2 separate regions of the Homo sapiens genome follow, and region 2 is linked to region 1. Evidence: read pairs that join two places in POLR2A ChIA-PET (ENCODE). Cell type or tissue: PC-9. All regions are shown on one strand. Each heading gives the region's core, and the rest is flanking DNA. Links, peaks and the distances in the headings are about the cores only. Region 1 holds the start of LOC102724672 (a long non-coding RNA gene). Region 2 overlaps ARHGAP10 (Rho GTPase activating protein 10).

Region 1 (8,000 bases), core at 1-8,000:
ACATTTTCAGATGCCAAGGGCAGTGCTTAGCAGAATAGGTTGCTAAATAACTTAGCTATTAATATTGATTCTAAAGTTGGGCCTTAAGCTAAGAAAGATCTCCTGTTTGTCAGTCTACATACCATATTGTCTAGGCAGTTTTTATTGGTGTTTTTGAAGAGTTTTTTTTTTTAAAAAGGAAAACAGAGTAATACAACAACTATGTTATATACCCACTTTCCACAATTTGGGTTGTCTTTTCAACCTAAAAACAAAAATAAAAATTTTCCAAATCATGATCTAGGTCCCCATGAATGCATTTGGCTCCATGACCATTTAGCCATTCAGATGGACAACTGAAAATTACCTATAACTAAGAAAACAGGGAAGAGAAGACTGCTCCTGAGAAGCTACCTGAGCCGCATCTAGGAAATGTGGGATCCAGCATCTTGCCACAGAGCTGAGCCATGAGATGATGAAATGAGTGAGGCAGCAGGAGCCTGCACGCCCTGGCTCAAGGAAAGAGCAGCTGCTACAGCTGCTGCTCAGGGCTTGCCAATGGCTGGCATGCTGGAATGCAGGCTCCGTGTTGCCAGACCTTTCACTACTTCAGGAGAGGCTGGACGTCGAGAGTTTATATGAAATCTCCCCATTTTTAAATATTGGCAAATAATTAAAAACGTTAAAAAAATTATGCAGGCCAAACAAAACATCTTGGCTGGCTTGATTTCAATCTGGAGAAATCAGATTAAGAGCCTTGAAAGGACAAGAGCACCCAGGCATGCAGCCTGGGGCTGCGTGCAGCCTTCAACAAGGGGATGGGGGCCTGGGTAAGGAGTACATTCTCCACCGAAGCCCTACTGGGCAGGATTCTAGCCTTCTATTTCCCTCCGTGTTTGGATTCTTATCTTTATGCCTAAGCATGAAAAACAAATCCTGGAAGCTGGCATTCGGATAAATAACACAAAGTCTGTTCGGGGTATGAAAAGGGAAAACAAGGCATCCAGAATACAGGCATGTCCCTGAATGGTGTTACCCTTATGTCCTTGGGATTCACAGCTAGATGCCTCTGGTGTTTCATAAAGTATCAGGAAAAAAACATTAAAATTGACACTCAGTTCTCTGGAAAACTATTCTAGTTCACTAAACTGCAATGTTATTAAATGCCCTTGAGGCGTTTATCCATGAACTGCTGCTGCATGCTGGTGGTGACTGCTGGGCAAGCTAACAGAAGCTGATCCGGGCTTTCCTTATGAGGAAGCAAATGCTGAGGATAAACAGTATGGAGAGCTGTGGATAAACAGTATGGAGAAGGTGGAGGTAATTCATTAAACTGCATCACAGCAATGCCACACGTGACCAAGGATATGCATTTGTAACACTGAGGTTAAAATAGCTATTGAATTTATGTGCCCTTCAACATACCCTGGAAAGTAACACTGGCACCAAAAACATGAGAACATCAAGTGAAAAGTCTTCCTCATTCTTTTGTCCATTTGAGAAAGGTGACAATTAACCTGTTAGGCTCTGAACACTGCAAAGATCTAGGAGATCTCCAAAGGGGTTAAATAGTAAATATTTTAGGCTTTTTGAGGCATAGTTTTTTTTTTTTTTTTTGAGATGGAGTCTTGTTCTGTCGCCCAGGCCATAGTGCAGTGGCTCGATCTCAGCTCACTGCAAGCCCTGCCTCCTGGGTTCAACCAATTCCCCTGCCTCAGCCTCCTGAGTAGCTGGGACTATAGGCGCCCACCACCACGCCTAGCTATTTTTTTTGTGTGTGTGTGTTTTTAGTAGAGATGGGATTTCACTGCATTAGCCAGGATGGTCGTGATCTCCTGACCTTGTGATTCAACCGCCTTGGCCTCCCAAAGTGTGAGACATAGTTTCTGTCACAACTACTCAACTATGTCATTATAATGGGAAAGCAACCATAGATGATATATAAATGAATGAGTATGGCTCTGTTCCAATAAAACTTTATTTATTAACACTGAAATGTGGATTTCATGTATTTTAACATATCACAAAATATTTTTGACTCCCCACCACCCCCCCAACCATTTAGTTCCCAGTACAAAAATAGTCAGGGGGCCAGATCTGGTCCCTGATCTAGGATAATGACCAAAGAAGAAATAGCATTTCCTGGTCAACTGCCGAAGTCAAAAGTGTGCTTAAGCACTTTATTGGATCATTTAACTAAGATAACAATCCCATGAAACAGTCTTAGCATCTCCATTTTACGTATGAGAACACTGAGGCTGGGAGCAGTGAAGTAACTTGCCTAAGTGTTTGCCGAGAGTAAATGAAAGAGCCAAGATTTGAGCCCAAGCAGACAGGCTCTGGCACCCTTGCTACACTCTGAGGGCCACATGTGCATATAGCAGTTCTTAGCCTTGGCTGGGTATCAGAACCTTACTGGAAACTTTTCAAAATACTTTCAATTTATTAAATCCTTTCAATTTATTAAATCAGACATGGTACCCAGGCATCTTTATACTTAAAAAAGACATTTCCCACAAATGTTTCTGGAGAACAGTTGGGACCTACTATATGCCCAGATCTTTGCTTTGTTGACTAAGTAGTATCAGACATGGTCCTACTGATAAACAACTTATTTATCTTGAATGTCAAATCACCCTGCTATCTGAACATGTTACCTAGCTCATGATCACAACCAGAGGTACGGTCTCCAAAGGTATCAAATTACAGATCAGACCCACAAGCAGCTAAGTCTTAGATGGTGGCCAAAGTCTTTTTTACCAAAGCCACATTTGCTGAAAGCCACCACCACAGAGCTGGGGATAAGCCAAACGTGAACTGAAACTGAAAGTTAAATTATATCAAGAGCAAAAAGTGGCAAGACAGCTAGTAAAGACAATACAAATGACACTTAAGAACTTTATATAGTATGTTTTAACAGAATAAGCATAGATAAACCAACCTGACTTGTGGCAAAGCACTTATTTGCATGACTGCAATGGGTTCCCCGTGGTCAGAGTTCCCCGCTACAGCTCTGGAAAGTATTTAAGTCTCTGGCTGGGAGAAAACTCACCATATGAAGCTTCTGTTGACCTCCCTTGCCAGACCTAACCTAGTGGAAACCACACAGGAAGGCAATCTGTCCAGAGAACTATGCTTCCATTTCAGAATACGAATACAGAAAACTCTTAGGACATGCACAGGAAAAATCTCTCATTTCCCACAGATCCCCACCTGGTACTTACACCTCAGAGATTTTCAGCCTTGGGACAGGGCCAGTCATACCTTCCTGAACTTCCCTAAGAGGCTACTTGTGCAATGGAGTCTTTGGAACTCACTGGAATGACATGACTGTCCTATTTAATTAAGTCTTCCCAAAACAGATCCACTCTGCTATTGTAGTCTCATCCTACCAATGGAGGTCCTTCCTCTTTCCATCTTTTCTTTTTGCTGACCTATGCTGGTTTGCCCCTGCTGTCTTTTGACCCCAGTTGATGTTTCTCTCCTCTTATCCATTTACATTTTTCTAACACCAAATGTGGATCCAGAATAGTGAATTCTGCGAAAAAGAATAGTCTAAAGTTTTCCACCCTCTGACTGGGCTTGAGTATTTGCTGTAAATCAAGTACTCAAAAAGCCTAGAGCTATAAACTGAGAAGACAAGGAGAAGAACTCTAAACAGCAGGCAGAACCCATGTGTAATGGACTGCAGCCTTCGTAATGAACCCTTGTAGCCACTAGTGAGAACTTTCAACAGTGGTATCTTTGAACATAAGGACAATGAAAACCTTTTAAAACCAAGGCAAATCTACTGTAACTACATGTCTATAATCGCTGGGAGGTTTACTCCATCAGATAAATAGTTTTGTTGTCTTGTTTTAATTTTCTAAAAGGTAACTTCAGCAGAGTAGTATAAAAGAAAAAGTTACCAACATTTGATTTCAACCTCTTAAGACACTAGGAGTCCAGTGTCTGCAGTGTGTTAAGGCTGTGAATTTGCTATAAGTCTAAGTACGAAAACAAAGGTAAATATCATAGCTACAGTTGATAGCTGTTGCATTAATGAGAACAAATAGAAATAAGATCTTAGTGACAAGAACACCTTTGGCAATATCAGGAAAAAGTTGAAAACATAGTTCAAACAGAAGCCTTAAAAACCAACATATTATAGTTGAATAGTCTATCATATAAATGATGAAGGAGTCTGCAAAATCATAGGAAATGCTACTGTCTCTATAGCCAAAAGGCTATAGAACATAAACACATATTATCTTACTGGCAACAAGAATCCCATATTCACCTAGTGGTTTTATTGTTTTGGTTTGGTTAACATTTTGGTGTACTTCCTCCATCTTATTTTTCAAGTACACATTTTTTTTTAAACATAGAAGTTATTTTTCCCCATTTTAAGTGCCCAATTAGTCAATTTACAGAGCTTCATAACCATTGTCACAATCCAGTTTTTTAGTACTGCCATTGCCCTAAAAAGGTCTCTTCTGCCCATCTGCAGTTAATTCCTGTTCCCACTCCCCAGTCAACTACTAATCTAGTTTCTGTCTCTTTAGGTTGGTCTTTCTGGACACTTCATATAATTGAAATCATATAATATGGAGTATTTTGTTTTTGGTGTTTTTCACTTAGCACAATGCTTGAGGTTCACTCATGTTGCAGTGCGTGCTGAACAGTATTCCATTATGTGGATATACCATGTTGTTTTTACATTTACCAATTGGCATCTGATTGTTCCCAAGTTTTTCTTGTATTGAATATAAATCTTTGTATGGGCATACATTTTCATTTTTCTTGGGTAGATATGTAGAAGTGGAATTGCTGGATCTTAGGTTAAGTGTATGTTTAATATTTTAAGAAACTGCCAAATCATTTTCCATGCTGGCTACACCATTTTACATTTCCACCAGCAATATATGACGTGTTTTTCCATAACCTCACCAAAACTTAGTACTGTTGTTTAAAAAGTATTGTTATTGTAGCCTCTTAGTGTATGTGAAATTACATCTCATTATGGTTTTATTTTGTAATTCCTTAATGACTAAAGACATTGAATATCTTTTCATGTGATTATTAGCCATTTATGTATCTCCTTTGTGACATGTAGATTATGCACGTCTACTCAAATCTTTTATCTAAAAGAGTTGTCATCTTATTATGGAGTTCTAGGGGTAATTTATATATTTTGAATACAAGTTCCTAATTAATGTCTTTAACTTTGCCTGGAACTCTAAAATTAAATGATCTTTCATTTGTGAGCTAGAACAAGGGTTCTCAAATTGTGGCCCAGGGTCTCAGGGACTGTTATGGGGGTTCAAGAAGTCAAAAGTATTTTCATAATTATACTTAGACATTAATTGCCCTTTTCATTCTCATGCTTTTATGAGTATACAATAGAGTTTTCTAGTGGCTACAAGAAGTGTTCACAATTATCTGAAAAGGCTCTTAAAATACTCCTCTCTTTTGCAGCTACATGTCTGTGTGAGGCCAATTTTCTTCATATACTTCAAAACAACAGAAGAATCCAGATGTCTTCTATTAACCAGATGTTGGAAAGGTTTGCAAAGATATAAAACAACGGCATTTTCTCATTATTTTAAAAATTTTATTTCAGAAAATATACGTTAATATGCGATGAGTTTTATTGTTATTTTTAAAGGAATTAACATACATTTTTAAAATGTCTTTTAATTTCTAGCACAAAAAATGTCAATAGCTATAACTTACATAAATAAAAGCTCTTTGGGATTTTCAATAATTTTTTCTTTGTTTGAGACAGAGTCTCACTCTGTCACCCAAACTGGAGTGCAGTGCTGCAAACATAGCTCACTGCAGCCTCAACTTCCCAGGCTCAAGCAGCTCTCACACCTCAGCCTCCTAAGTAGTTAGGACCACAGGTATACACCACTACACCCAGCTAATTTTTTTTTTCTTTTAAGACCGGGTCTCACTGTGTCCCCCAGGCTGGAGTGCAGTGGTGCAATCATTGCTCACTGCAGTCTCAAACTACTGGGTTCACGTGATCCTCCCACCTCAGCCTCCCAAGTAACTGAGACCACAGGCACGCACCACCAAACCCAGATAATGTTTTAATTTTTTTGTAGAGACGGGGTCTCACTATGTTGCCCAGTCTGGTCTTGAACTCCTGGCCTCAAGTGATCCTGCCACCTCAGCCTTCCAAAGTACTGGGATTACAGGTGTGAGCCACTGCATCCAGCCAGATCTTCAATAATTTTTAAAAGCATGAAGAAATCCTGTAACTAAAAGGCTTAAGAACAACAGAGGGAGAGAAACCATAAGTTAAGGAAATAGTGGACTGACTTCTGATTATAGAAACCATCAGAAAACATTTCCTGGCCAGGCATGGTGGCTCGTGCCTGTAATCCCAGCGCTTTGAGACGCCAAGGTGGGAGGATCACCTGAGCACAGGAGTTTGAGACATGCCTGGGCAACATAGCGAGACGCTGTCTCTACAATTAAAAATTAGCCAGGTGATGTGCATCTGTAGTCTCAGGCACTTGGGAAACTGAGGGGGGAGGATGGCTTGAGCCCAGGAGGTCAAGGCTGCAGTAAGCCATGATTGTGCCACTGCACTCCAGCCTGGGTGACAGAGTGAGACCCTATCTCTAAAAAAGAAAAAAAGAGAAAACATTTCCATATGCCAAAGTCAATCAACCAATCTCTAAAAATCAAATGAAAGCTTCATTGTAGAATCCAAGGAGAGGTGCAACACACAAGGTTTTTAACATCTGCTTCCTTAATTCAGACTCAACCAACATTTCTGAAGGCTTTGAGGCCCTTGCCATCACATGCTAAGAGGAGTAAAATGAAGAAGCTAGCAACTGAAACATGTACCAAGAATATCTGGGGGTGAGACCAAATTTCTGATGAGATTATTGTTGAAAATCTGTTAAACTCTGTACATTATATGGGGCTCAAACAGACCGCCTCTGCGATTATGTTTCCTTATATCTCCCTCAGTGTCAGCTTGCTCATCTATCTCCTGGGACATTTTTGTCAGAATACAGTGGCTGAAGCGTTTAAAAGGTAAACTGTAAGCCTTTATTACTATGTGAACCTATCAATAATTTATTTATGAATATATCTGTTAAATCTCAGGATTTCCAGAGTAGTAGCTTTATAAAGTCACATAAAGTGGACGTACAACTCATAGAACAATTCTTTCTCATTCACTGTACTTCACTGTCAGAGAGAAAAGGACTCTTTAATTATCATAATAATGTCATGAAATATTACAAATGAAAACTGGTGGTAAAAAACGAAGCACTAGATTGAATAAACCTCTTCAAAAAATTGATGTACGTTTATCTTCTTTTCTATTTATCAAGACTAGAAATGAATAAAACCTCTACTAACTATAAGACTTAAAGGTAAAACATATCTTTATTCTACTGGGAAGTCAGTTTAGAATAAGTGCTACAGGCCAGGTGCGGTGGCTCACGCCTGTAATCCCAGTACTTTGGGAGGCCGAGGCAGGTGGATCACTTGAGGCCAGGAATTTGAGACCAGCCTGGCCAACATGGTGAAAGCCCATCTCTACTAGAAATACAAAAAATTAGCTGGGCGTGGTGGCAGGTGCCTGTAATCTCAGCTACTTGGGAGGCTGAAGCAGGAGAATTGGTTGAACCTAAGAGGTGGAGGTTGCAGTGAGCCAAGATCTCACCATTGCACTCCAGCCTGGGTGACAGAGCAAGACTCTGTCTTAAAAAAAAAAAAAAAAAAAGAAAAAGTGCTACAATCTCAATCTCTAATATGTAATAATTATAGTAACCTAACTTATAAATTTGTGCATACATGTCTGTGTATGTATGTGTGTATATAGTAAAATAGTTAATATAATATGTAAAGATCTTGTACCATATCTGGTACATAATAAGCAATAATTAAGTGTTAATTATTACTATGACTGTTATTGACACCAAAGCAAATTCACTGATACTAAATTGGATTTTCATTTATTTAATCTATGGAACACCAACATTGTATTGCCTTGAAATTAAATGAAGCCTCAT
Region 2 (12,297 bases), core at 2,144-10,143, 280 kb before region 1:
TTTCTGGAGCTGTGTGGTCTCTGGCTCTGGTAACACCATTTGGGTTTGAGAGGGAAACAGCTGAGCAGAGATGATGATGAAACTTGACTGCTTCCCACTTTTTGACCCTCTCCTCTAGGAAGATGTGGGTGATGTGAGTAGTGCTCTATGACAGTGTTGTGGGAGATTGGAGGAGACAGATGGTAGGAAGTAAGACACATTTGATTTTACCTTATCCATTTTGCCCAGAGACAGCTGTCATCAGCTGCTCATCACTCTAATGGAGATAAGCTTACCTTTTGTTTGCTAACTATCAGAACGAATCTCAATCTAATTTATTAAGAGAGAAAAAAAAAAAAAACTTGGGGCCTGTAAACACATTGACCAGGTTACAAATTTTTGTTAAAAGTTAGACAATATTGATATCAATATCATCACTGAGCATTTATATCTGAAAAATCACAATAATTTGGATATTTTAACTTTAATTTTTCAGTTCTAAATTGTGATGTCCATTTTGGCCCAAGTCTATATCTATAGTTCTATATCAAATTCAAGTCAGATCAACCTAGCTATACCTATTCTGTGCCCACCTATTCTATACAAGGCACCATAAAAGCTATTAAAAGCAAAAACCAAGGTTGACCAAGTATCTTTCCAGGCAATACCTCTGTATTTGGAGAGAAGGTGGAATACAGGTTCACGATTCTTCATCTGAAAATTCCAAGGCTAGGTGTGTTTTGGAATTCAGACCTTTTTAATTAAAAAAGATAATAGATCATTCAGAACATAGGCACAGGCAAAGATTTCATGACGAAGATGCCAAAAGCAATTGCAACAAAAGCAAAAATTGACAAATGGGATCTTATTAAACTAAAGAGCTTCTGCACAGCAAAAGAAACTATCACCAGAGCAAACAGACATCCTACAGAACGGGAGAAAATTTTTGCAATCTATCCATCTGACAAAGGTGTAATATCCAGAATCTATAAGGAACTTTAAATGAGAAAAACAACCTCATTGAAAAGTGGGCAAAGGACATGAACAGACACTTCTCAAGACAAGACATACATGTGACCAACAAACATATGAAAAAAAAGTTCAACATCATTAATCATTAGAGAAATGCAAGTCAAAACCACAATGAGATACCATCTCAAGCCAGTCAGAATGGCTATTATTAAAAAGTCAAAAAACAGATGCTGGTGAGATTGTGGAGAAAAAGGAACACACTATCGGTGGGAGTGTGAATTAGTTCAGCCATTGTGGAAGACAGTGGCGATTCCTTAAAGACCTAGAGGCAGAAATACCATTTGACCCAGCAATTCCATTACTGGGTATATACCCAAAGGAATGTAAATTGTTTTATTATAAAGACGCATGCATATGTTCACTACATTACTTTTCACAATTGCAAAGACATGGAATCAACCCAAATGCCCATCAATGATAGACTGGATAAAGAAAATGCCGTACATGTAATATACCATGGAATACTATGCAGCCATAAAAAGGAATGAGATCATGTTCTTTGCAGGGACATGGATGGAGCTGGAGCCCATTTTTCTTAGCAAAGTAATGCAGAAACAGAAAACCAAATATCTCATGTTTTCACTTACAAGTGGGAGCTAAATAATAACACATGGACACATGGGGGGAACAACACACACTGGGACCTGTCAGAAGGCGGGGGTGGGAGGAGGGAGAGGCTCAGGAAGAATAGCTAATGGATGCTGGGCTTAATACCTGAGTAATGGGATGGTCTGTGCAGCAAACCACTATGGCACACGTTTACTTATGTAACCTGTACATCCTGCACATGTACCTCTGAACTTAAAAGTTGGAGATAAAAAATGGAAAAAACAATAAAAAGGTAATATGGGACATACACTGAATAGAATATTACATCTCCAGGCAGGTTTGGTGTGGAAATTACTTTTAACATGTGAAATATGAACATTCAGTCTGAGTGGAAAAAATACTTAAATAACCTGATTTCAGGTCATGCATTTATACTTTTTCAGCTTCAGGATTTCTTTTTGATTTTTAAAAATTATTTCAATCTCTCTGTTAAATTTCCCCAATAAATTTCTGAATTGATTTTCTGTATTTTCTTGAAGTTTGTTGAGAAGGAAGCTCATCTTCTTTAAATTTCTTTGAGAGATTGCATGTCTTCATCACTTTAGGGTTGGTCTCTGGTGCCTTATATTGCCTGTTAGGTGAGGCCATATTTCCCTGAATGTTCTTTTAAAAATTGTTTATTTTTTTAGGGACAAGGTTTTGCTATGTTGCCCAGGATGGAGCCCAGAGACTATTCACAGGTGCAGTCATAGCACACTATGGCCTTGAACTCCTATACTCAAGCAGTCCTTCTCCCTCAGCCTCCCAAGTAGCTGGGATTACAGGCACTCGCCACTGTGCCAGTCCCTGAATGCTCTCGATGCTTGTGACAGTGTCTGTGCATTGAGGGATTAGCTGTTTATTTTCATCTACCCAGTCTGGCTTTGTGCCTGTTCTTCAGAGGGCCTTCCAGGATTCTAAGATGACTGACTCTTGGGTTTCCTGAGCCTGTGACCACTGTAGCTGTCTCAGCACTAGAGGATGCTCTAAGCCCAGGCTTGCCACGAGTCTCTTCAGGACTCAGAAGTTGACGTGGCTTTCTGCCCCAGATGGACCTGGGGAAGACCCAAAAAAGATACTGGGACTGTGTGGGAATACTGGCCAAGACCTGAGTCCAGAAGACTGTTCTAGTGGCCCAGATGGATGTGTCTCCCAGCAGGTCTCTGCATGGGTGGGATGAATTTCTGACTATAGCAGAATGGGCTGGAGTTGATATGAGGCCCTCTTGGTATCTGCTGTGGGGCAGAGGCTGGAGAGCCAGGCTCTTTGGGTGTATGTCTCATAGTAGGTCTCAACATGAGATTGTTCCCTGATTGCAGTGGGAGGGGCGGGAGCTGAGCCTGGGTCCCCTTAGGATCTGTTGTGGGGCAGAGGTTGGCAAGCCCATCTGGAAGCCTCAGGCTCCCAGGCTGCGAGACATGGGTGAGTTTCCCTCTGGGTCCCTGTGCAAGCAGCTCTGAGTTGGGACCTTGGCTGAGGGGCCCTGGAGCCAAGCCACAGGGCAAGTCTCAGGTTCACTGCTGAGACCACTGTTAGTATGCAGACGAACCTTTCTGCCAAAGCACCAGTGTGCAAGATTCCTTTTGGACCCCTTGGCAGATAGTTTCAACTGCAGGCTCAAGGCCAAAGAGGGCTGTAGCTAAGTCCCTTGGAGGACTGGACCATTGTCAAGCTTGAATCTAGGAGCAAGCTTGTGGCACATCAGCCACCTGGATGTTGGTCTGCACTCTCAAAGTGACCCTCCCAGGTCTTGGGCTCCACCAAGGTTTCACAAACTTTTACCTGAATCCTGAGATTCCCACAGAGAGACTTTGATGGTGGATGGATGCAGAATTCTTACTGTCATATGGGGATATGAGCAGGTTACTTTCTGTGCCACCATCTTGGTGATGCCACTCCTCTATCCGTTAACGCTTTTGATTTTGGGAGTTGTGACTAAGATTGTGGACTTGTTTTAAGATGTACCCTGGTGGGTGCAGTGGCTCTTGCCTGTAATCCCAGCACTTTGGGATGCCCTGAGGCAGTAGGACCACTTGCACCAGGAGTTTGAGACCAGCCCAGGCAACATAGTGAGACCCGCTCTCTACAAAAAATAGATTCAGCCTAGTGTGGTAGCATGTGCTTGTAGTCCCAGCTAGTCGAGGGGCTGACATGGGAGGATGGCTTGATCCAAGGAGGTCAAGGCTGCAGAGAGCTGTTATCACACCACTGCATTCCACCTGGGTGACAGAATGAGACCCTGCCTTAAAAATAAAAAATTTTAAATGTAATCAAGTGTTAAATTAAAAGGAATCAATTATGAGTTATGTTTAGAAGAAGGGAGTATCACTGTGGGCTGGTGTCAAAAAGGGGATTTTTATCCGGTTTTGAAGGTTTAGATGGGAATTTTACTCACTGTCGAATCTTGGGCAACCAGAATAGCACCTGGCACATATCTGATGAATAAATATATGACAGTTGAATAAATCTGTGAAGAGAAGGGGAAGAGCATTCCTGCTGGGGAGACTTCAGCCTGAATGTAGCCGCAGAGGATGCAATGAACTTGGTTATTTGTGGGTGATGGTCGAGCTGTCTGTTGTGATTAAGTTGAATACACTGCAGTCCCTGTAGGAAGATGAGGTGAGGCCCGTCATGGATGTGTGCGTGTGTGTGCCTTACATACTTGTTAAGGCTAGAGGATGTGGGCTGGATCTGAAGGCTGGCTCTTAAATGGGGATCCAGGGGACATTAGATAATAATAGTGGTTTGAAAATAAAAAGATAGAAGACAGTGTTCAGAATGGATTATAGTTGTGTGTTTCTTTTTAGGGATTCCGTAATAAATGTGTGTGCATGAAATTCAGGACTGTGTTGAAGAGGCAGACATTAGTCTGAAGTTTGAAGAAAGAGTGGACATTGACTTGTTGCATTTGGAAAGTGACAGGGAAGAAGTCAAAGATTTCAAATTTCTAATACTTGTTGATCAGAAATAGTGATCCCTTTGGTTGACAGGGAAATTTGGAAAAGAAGCTGGAAAAGGACATGATAAACTCACTAATATGCCTTGGCATATTGGTTGGTTTATATCCTTAAGATGTATTTGATGCCTTTTATATGAACATATATGTGTTCATAGATAAAAAGTATGTTCCAGCTCTCATTTAGTTCAGAGCCTTTGAGAACAGTGTAGCAAGAAATAGAAAATCGAACAAGACTTGAGTGTATGTATTTTACGTGCGATTTCCAAGCTGCTTTTGTGCAAGGTTTATTTAAATTTCATTTAAAAATGTAGAAACTGTGTTGAGTAGCTTTAATTCCCCCTTGCACCTCTCAGTATGCATTAGCAATTACTTCTCTCAGGTTGATGAATTTGAACTTGATCAATTATTTGATAGTAATTACTGGCACAGAGTGATTATTATTGCCGAAGTGACATTCTTATTTCATCTCTCCATATAATTCAGGCCGTTTTCACAGAGGCATGTTTGCTTGAATGCAGAGTATGATTTGCTCTTTTGGCTTCTACCACTGAGGTCAAACTTTTTAAGCTTTCTTAGCTAGAGTAGTACTGAAACCCTCTGGTATTTTAAACTATCTGGATGTGCCCTTCTGGCTTCCAAAAAGAAGGAAGGATTGAGGCTCAATCTTTTTTCCTGTATCGGGCTCAAAAGGTCTCTGATTTTTGTGTTTCTTAGCAACTTTCTTTTCTTTTTTCCAACTCCTGGCAGGGCTGTGCGGCCTCCTTTTCCTCTCTTTTTTTTTTTTTTTTTTTTTTGAGATGGAGTCTTGCTCTGTCGCCCAGGCTGGACTGCGGACTGCAGTGGCGCAATCTCGGCTCACTGCAAGCTCCGCTTCCCGGGTTCACGCCATTCTCCTGCCTCAGCCTCCCGAGTAGCTGGGACTACAGGCGCCCGCCACCGTGCCCGGCTAATTTTTTTGTATTTTTAGTAGAGACGGGGTTTCACCTTGTTAGCCAGGATGGTCTCGATCTCCTGACCTCATGATCCACCCGCCTCGGCCTCCCAAAGTGCTGGGATTACAGGCGTGAGCCACCGCGCCCGGCCCTTTTCCTCTCTTATAGTTGCTGAATGTTCGCCCTCAGGAAGGTGTGTCTCTGATGCTGTGACTCCTTAGTGTTCTGAGTAGACTTAGGTAGACTAAGGGCTAGCCTTTGCTCTTCTGGTTCTTTAAGCTCTAATGAGATGGAGAGTAATTATTAGCTTGCTTGGGCTGCCATAATAAAGTATCACAGGCTGGGTGACTTAAATCAGGGGTCCCCAATCCCCAGACCGTGGCCTATTAGGAACCAGGCCTCACAGCAGGCGGTGAGCAGTGGGCAAGCCTTATGGCCTCAGCTCCGCCTCCTGTCAGATCAGTGGCGACATTAGATTGTTATAGGAGTGCAAACCCTATTGTGAACTGCACATGTGAGTGATCTAGGTTTTGTACTCCTTATGAGAATCTAATAATAAATGTAATGCTCTTGAATCATTCTGAAACCATCCCCCCCACCCCAATCGGTGGAAAAATTGTCTTCCATGAAACCAGCCCCTGGTGCCAAAAAGGTTGGGGATGGGGGCTGCTGAATAAACAATAGAAATCAATTTTCTCACAATTCTGGGGGCTACAAGTCCAATATTAAGCTATCAGCAGGGTTAATTTCTTCTGAGGCCTCTCTCTGGCATGGGGATAGCTGTCTTCTCCCTGTGTCTTCTCATGGTCCCCCTCTGTACATGTCTGTGTCTTCATCTCTTCTTACAAGGCCTCCAGTCATGGTGGATTTGTGCCCACCCTGGTGACCTCATTTTAATTTAATTACTTTTTTTTTCAAGACCTTATTTCTAAATACAGTCACATTTGGAAGTACTGAGGATTAGGACGTCAACAGATGAATTTGTGGGGATACAATTCAGCCTATAACAGAAGGAAAAATAGGACATTTGTAAAACTTAAAAAATAAGGAATAAAAAGCAAAGAGGATTTATATTCCTTTGGGTATATACCCAGTAATATAAATCGTCCTGTTATACACACACATGCACATGTATATTCATTGCAGCCCTACTCACAATAGCAAAGACATGGACTCAGCCTAAATGCCCATCAGTGATAGACTGGATAAAGAAAATGTGGGGTCAGGCGTATTGGCTCATGCCTGTAATCCCAGCACTTTGGGAGGCGGAGGCAGGCGGATCACCTGAGGTCAGAAGTTCAAGATGAGCCTGACCAACATGGTGAAACCCCATCTCTACTAAAAATACAAAATTAGCTGGGTGTGGTGGCATATGCCTGTAATCCCAGCTACTTGGGAGGCTGAGACAGGAGAATCACTTGAACCTGTGAGGTGGAGGTTGCAGTGAGCCGAGATTGCTCCATTGTACTCCAGCCTGGGCAACAAGAGTGAAACTCCATCTCCAAAAGAAACAAAATGTGGTACATAAAGTACCACGGACTACTATGCAGCCCTAAAAAGGAACGAGGATCATGTCCTTTGCTGGGACATGGATGGAAGTGGAGGCCATTATCCTTAGCAAAGTAATGCAGGAATAGAAAACCAAACACTGCATGTTCTCACTTATAAGTGGGAGCTAAATGATGAGAACTCGTGGACACATAGAGGAGAACAACACATACTGAGGCCTATGGGAGGGTGGAGGGTGGGAAAAGGGAGGGGATCAGGAAGAATAATTAATGAGTACTAGGCTTAGTACCTGGGTGATGAAATAGTCTGTACAACAAATGCCATGACACAGGTTTATTATCTATGTAACAAACCTGTACATGTACCCCTGAACTTAAAAGTTAAAAAAAATAGTATATGTAACTATAATTTTTAAAAAAAGCAAAGAGAAAAAGAAGGAACAAAACTTGACAAGGAAGAATGAATGCTTTTGTGTGTGTGCTGTGAGTTACAATCTGTAGGACATGTGTTAGTATCATCTCATTTCCCTCCCAGCATAACATAGGGTATAGGATGCAGTCCTTGATCTCAGATACAGCATAGAGACTCCGAGAGGTTTCCTCTCTTCCTCATGAGTGACTGAACTGACTTGAATCCAATTCTTTAGACTCTGACTAGTATTCTTTTCATCACTCCGAGCAGGGAGGTGAAAAGAAAGTAAACCCTCGTGGTCAAATTCCATGGCCTTTTGTTGTGTTATTCTGTTTTGGAAACTTTGGGGATTAGAGGCATCATCTGCCTGTCAGCCAGTTGTGTTCTTGTTACCTTTAACATTCGTAGCGGAGAAAATAAACACACAGCCAGAAAGCTGCAACTCATTTGAGAAGTAAATATAAGTCACATTTTTTGGAAGTCATTATTATGAAAATTTTCAAGCATAAAAAAGTAGAGAGATTGGTATAATGAATTCCCATATTCTCATCCAGATTCAATAATTATCAAGATTTTGCCACAGTTGTTTCATCTATCCCTTTTTCCCTCTTAAAGCAAATGTAAGGTTACTTTTAACCCTTTCAGGATGCAACTTTAAACAAATGGAGATTTTCTTACCCTTAATGCTACTCAGTTTGCTAATTGCATCAAAAATGTCTTTTCGTCATTGATTTGTTCAGATCAGAATGCAAATGATAAGGATATTTGTTCAGCATACCAAATTAGGTTTGACAATACATTTTCTTTTATATGTCTCTTGTTTTCAGGGACAATTTGTTTTCAGATCTCTGTAGAGAGAGAGGATGCATTGATTTGGTTCATTTTGCAGTATACTTTGTGGTGATATTGATTTGAAGTTTCACAGCTCCTCACTGGACAGGACATGTAACAACTTTAAAAAAAATTACAGTTTTGCTTTAGTTTTGAATGAATTTCTATGGTTTTCAGAAATCATCCAAACAATGATTTCTATGTACTAATCATCACCGTATTTTTAAAAGGCTAAAACTTTTGAAGAAAAATGTAAACAAGTAAATACAGTAAACATAAAAGTTTTAGTGCATCTTTACAAATTGGATTGGTATTCATTTCAATGTATCCATGATACTTAACTAACTTACTAACATTGAGGCATTTCATTTTTGTCCACATGGAACATTGTTTGCTGAGATTATTTTTTTAACCACAACTTACAGATAAAAAGCTAGTAAAACAAGTTGTTAAACACTTGATTTTTTCAAAGGTTATTTTTATAGTTAACAGGAATGCTGCTAATGTTAGTTAGCAAAGATTTTGAATGCAACTGTTTGATGGCTTTTAAAATATGATAGTCTTCTATTTTGCTAATAGTTTGTTTCTTCCCATAGGTATAAATGACCAAGGATTGTACAGAGTTGTGGGGGTGAGTTCAAAGGTCCAGAGACTTCTGAGTATGTTGATGGGTATGCCTCTTTTCTAATCATTTTTCCATGTGTTATTTGTGTATGTTCATTGACTTCACAGCTTAATATTTCATAATAATGTAGAGAATACTTGTCATTCCATTCCTCTACTTTCTACAGGAGTTTTCTGCTGAGCAGAGACAATTGACCCACAGAAGTAGATTAGTATTTGCATCAGCATAGATTGTCTATTACCTCTTATTAAGAAATGAAAAAAGAATGCACCCCCTGGTTGACTATCTTCCTGTGCTTGCTTCTCACAGGGAAGTGGCAGTCAGGCCTCTATGATTTGCGTGGCTTCCAAATAGCCTGTCCAGAATTGTGACAGTACATTTGGTTGGACAAGACCACTGGGACTCGCTCATTTTTATGGAGCTTCCAAAACTGTCATTTGACAGCAAGGGTCTGATTCTCAGGGATTCATTGGTATTCACAGTGGCTTGTTTGTAGTTCACACCAGGCTCTCCTCCAGAACCATGCATGCTCCATCTGTGCTGATAACACAGTGTTCTTTGGCATCGCAGACTAGAGGAAGCCAGAAAGTGAATTCATTTCATTACCCCAGACATTATGTGAATGACAAAGCGCTTTTACATTACACACTGCTGTCAGTTCATTGCCACCTGTAAGACACTCCACTTCTCCCCCACCCCAAAACAGGCTGCCTCTTGAAGAGTGATGATAACTCATCAGGCTAGAGGGCCTGTGTATCAAACCAATCTGTCATTATGATCTTGCTACATATTAATTTATTTGATACCTTACTTTAATTAATCAATATTAACAATGCCCTCAGGTGTGCTGTGAATGCATTCCAACCTGTCTGCATCTTAAAACATTACAGCAAAGAGTCATTTTTAGGAAGCATGAGCCAAGTTGAATAAAATCAACTGCCATGCTACAGATAGGATTGCTTGTTTGCCTATATTTGAATTAAGGATTTAATAAGCAACAATCTTTTATAAGCTATTAACCACAGGAGAAATTGCCCGTCATCAGTTGGAGAGCCTTATTAGAATACATTCACTTCCATAAGCTGTTTTCATTTTCTGCCTCTCTGGTTTAACTTGGGTGTGCAATTTTGGCAGTCAGATTTTCCTTTTTACCAATAGTGGTCTCCAAATTAAATAGACTCAGGTTGCCAGTGGTTCAGTAGCAGCTGGAAGAATTTAATGGGAGTACAGCATCTGCTTTTACTTAATTTTAAAATTGGAATCACTTCTTTCATTTCCAAGATGGTGTTATGATGATTAGAACTGGAAGAGTATATTGATAACAGAATGGGAAATGTGGACTGAAAGGCACATTTTGCTGGTAAATTGGTCCTAAGGACCTGGCATTATTTTTATTATCATCTTGTTCCTGTTCAAGGAAAGTTTGAACAAGGGTTTTTCTGTGGTCACCTTGAAGTGCTAAGCTGTCTCAAAATTTGTTGGTCATCTCATAAAATTCTACGTGTACAGCATTGCTAAACTCAGCGTGGTAGTTTGCTCTGCTCATGGGAAATGTCCCAAGCCAGTCCTTAACTTACAAGGTGTTTTTAAATATCTAAACCCTCAAAAAATTCGTGACCTGGAAAACTGTTTTTACTTTTCATGGGCCTCAGAGTAGAGAAGCCCAGGACATGAGTGTGACACAACCTCACACATATTGCTGGCAAGGGAAATGCTTATGTTTTCAGTAATACCATTCTGCAATCAGAGGAAAGTTAGAGAATTGATGTGAGACAGATACTGACTTGTTACCTCCTCATTAAGCCATTCATTTAAGAGGGTTACACAATATACATTTGTTTTGAGTAATCTATAAATAATTCCTAGTGTGAATTTAAGATTATCAGTCAAAAACTTTGGATTTTCATTAGCATTAATACCATTTTCTTATTACCTTATGCTACCAATACAAACCTTAGCCCTTGACAAAATATATTTATTTGCTATTTCCTAATCACTTAAATGTTTCCTTATTTCTTTCCTTTTATTCTGATGGAGTGGACTTGTCTCTTTTTTCTGGTGTGTTTTTTCCCTTCATATTGAACACTGATTGAGTGTTCAAATGGAAATAATTTAACGCCTCTTCCAAAAAAAGGGTTTTAGAGTTTTGAATAGTCATGTCTACATAATCTTAGGGGCATTTTTTTCTCCAACTTTTCCCATTTTGCTCATTGTTAGAGGGTTACATGTATATCCTGAAGAGGAAAAAATTGTGTGGGTCTGCCAAGTTTTTAACTTTGCTTTTTTAAAGCAATTAGTGTTTATTATTATTCCTGCAGGTAATAGGTTTATTTCAAATTTGAATTTTTTCAAGGAACATTTTGTTTGTAATGCATTGTCTTTGTAGAAATGGGAAATAATTTAATTTTTAAGTATTTGAGAAACAGTCCCAAGCCATGTACTATTTTTTGAGGAGAGCTGCCATTTATCCAATTCTCTGTAGTTCTTGAGAGCTAATTATTTACTTTAGAATTTTTTATTGCCATTTTTACACAAAGTACTTTGTATTGTTTGTTAAAGTGTTTTAAGTCTTATTTAAATACTCATGTAAAAGTTTATAATGATTTCTAAAAGGGTATATGCTTAATCTCTTGCATGTTTTTTCACTTGTCTCTTTTTTCTGGTATGTTTTTTCCCTTCATATTTCATATTAAAATAGCAAAATGTTTCTTTCCACTATCCTTCTCTCCGTCCTCCTTCTCCTGCCCCTTTGTTCCCTCCTTATCCTCTTTATTCTCTCCCCCTTCTTTCCTTCTCCCCTAATTCCCAGCTGGCATGAAATAGCAATGACATTGACCATAGAAAACTGTCTAAATAGAGAGGCAGTTATTCTCCTCGAGGCCAGGTAAAGGAGCAGGCAGCTGCCTTCCTCCATCCGGTGATGAGAGGGTATTCTTAGTTGTCTTCCCCTCTGGGAGCCTAAGGCAGCTATCCGCTGGATTTCCAGCAGCCTCTAAGCCTTTCCCTGGACCAAGCTTCTTAAGCTGCTGAAAGAACATGCCCATATAAGCAGATGCCTGCCTTTTTCTTCCCCTTTGCAGCCTCTAAGACAGGGCGCACAGATTTGGTAGAAGTTGTTATTGTTTTTGTAAAGTAGAAACTTAGCACAGTTTGGAAAGGCAGGGAGAAATATCAGATGAGTTGTCTTTAGGTGAGTCATGGTTTTTTAGTAAATGGAGTGAGAATGTAAAATATCAATTACAATAGTTCATGGTAGATTAGAACTGATACGAGGTAGAATTGTTATACATTCTTCCTTCTTCCCTACTTTAGTTTAAAACATCAGAGTGGAAGAAGAGGAAATTGTGAGAAAATGTGGTAGTAGTTTGTGTGGTCTGGTGAGCTCAGTGGTTAATTCTAAATCTGATTTGCAAGAAGGGCTGGATGACCTT

What was found. Peaks named below come from ENCODE experiments on the same cell type or tissue, not always from the same donor. Only the 100,000 strongest peaks of a DNase experiment are listed, where the experiment ranks them.
Region 2: POLR2A ChIA-PET joins it to region 1 with 10 read pairs; 3 of 35 experiments call an interaction of 5 or more read pairs at or near these places.

What each region holds. Positions count from the first base shown.
Region 1 is chr4:148,214,202-148,222,201 of GRCh38, forward strand. The region is part of intron 3 of NR3C2 (nuclear receptor subfamily 3 group C member 2); the gene reads right to left. LOC102724672 (a long non-coding RNA gene) reads left to right here and starts at 4,983. Exons shown (of 5, transcript XR_007058324.1): 1 at 4,983-5,524; 2 at 6,734-6,837; 3 at 6,949-7,014. In PC-9, for the core only: no CTCF peak of the experiment used is centred there; no DNase peak of the experiment used is centred there.
Region 2 is chr4:147,930,988-147,943,284 of GRCh38, forward strand. It overlaps ARHGAP10 (Rho GTPase activating protein 10), which reads left to right. Exons shown (of 23, transcript NM_024605.4): 14 at 8,838-8,912. Among named protein-coding and RNA genes, the nearest start is that of MIR4799, 150 kb to the left of the region's middle. RefSeq lists an enhancer at 2,749-3,248. In PC-9, for the core only: no CTCF peak of the experiment used is centred there; no DNase peak of the experiment used is centred there.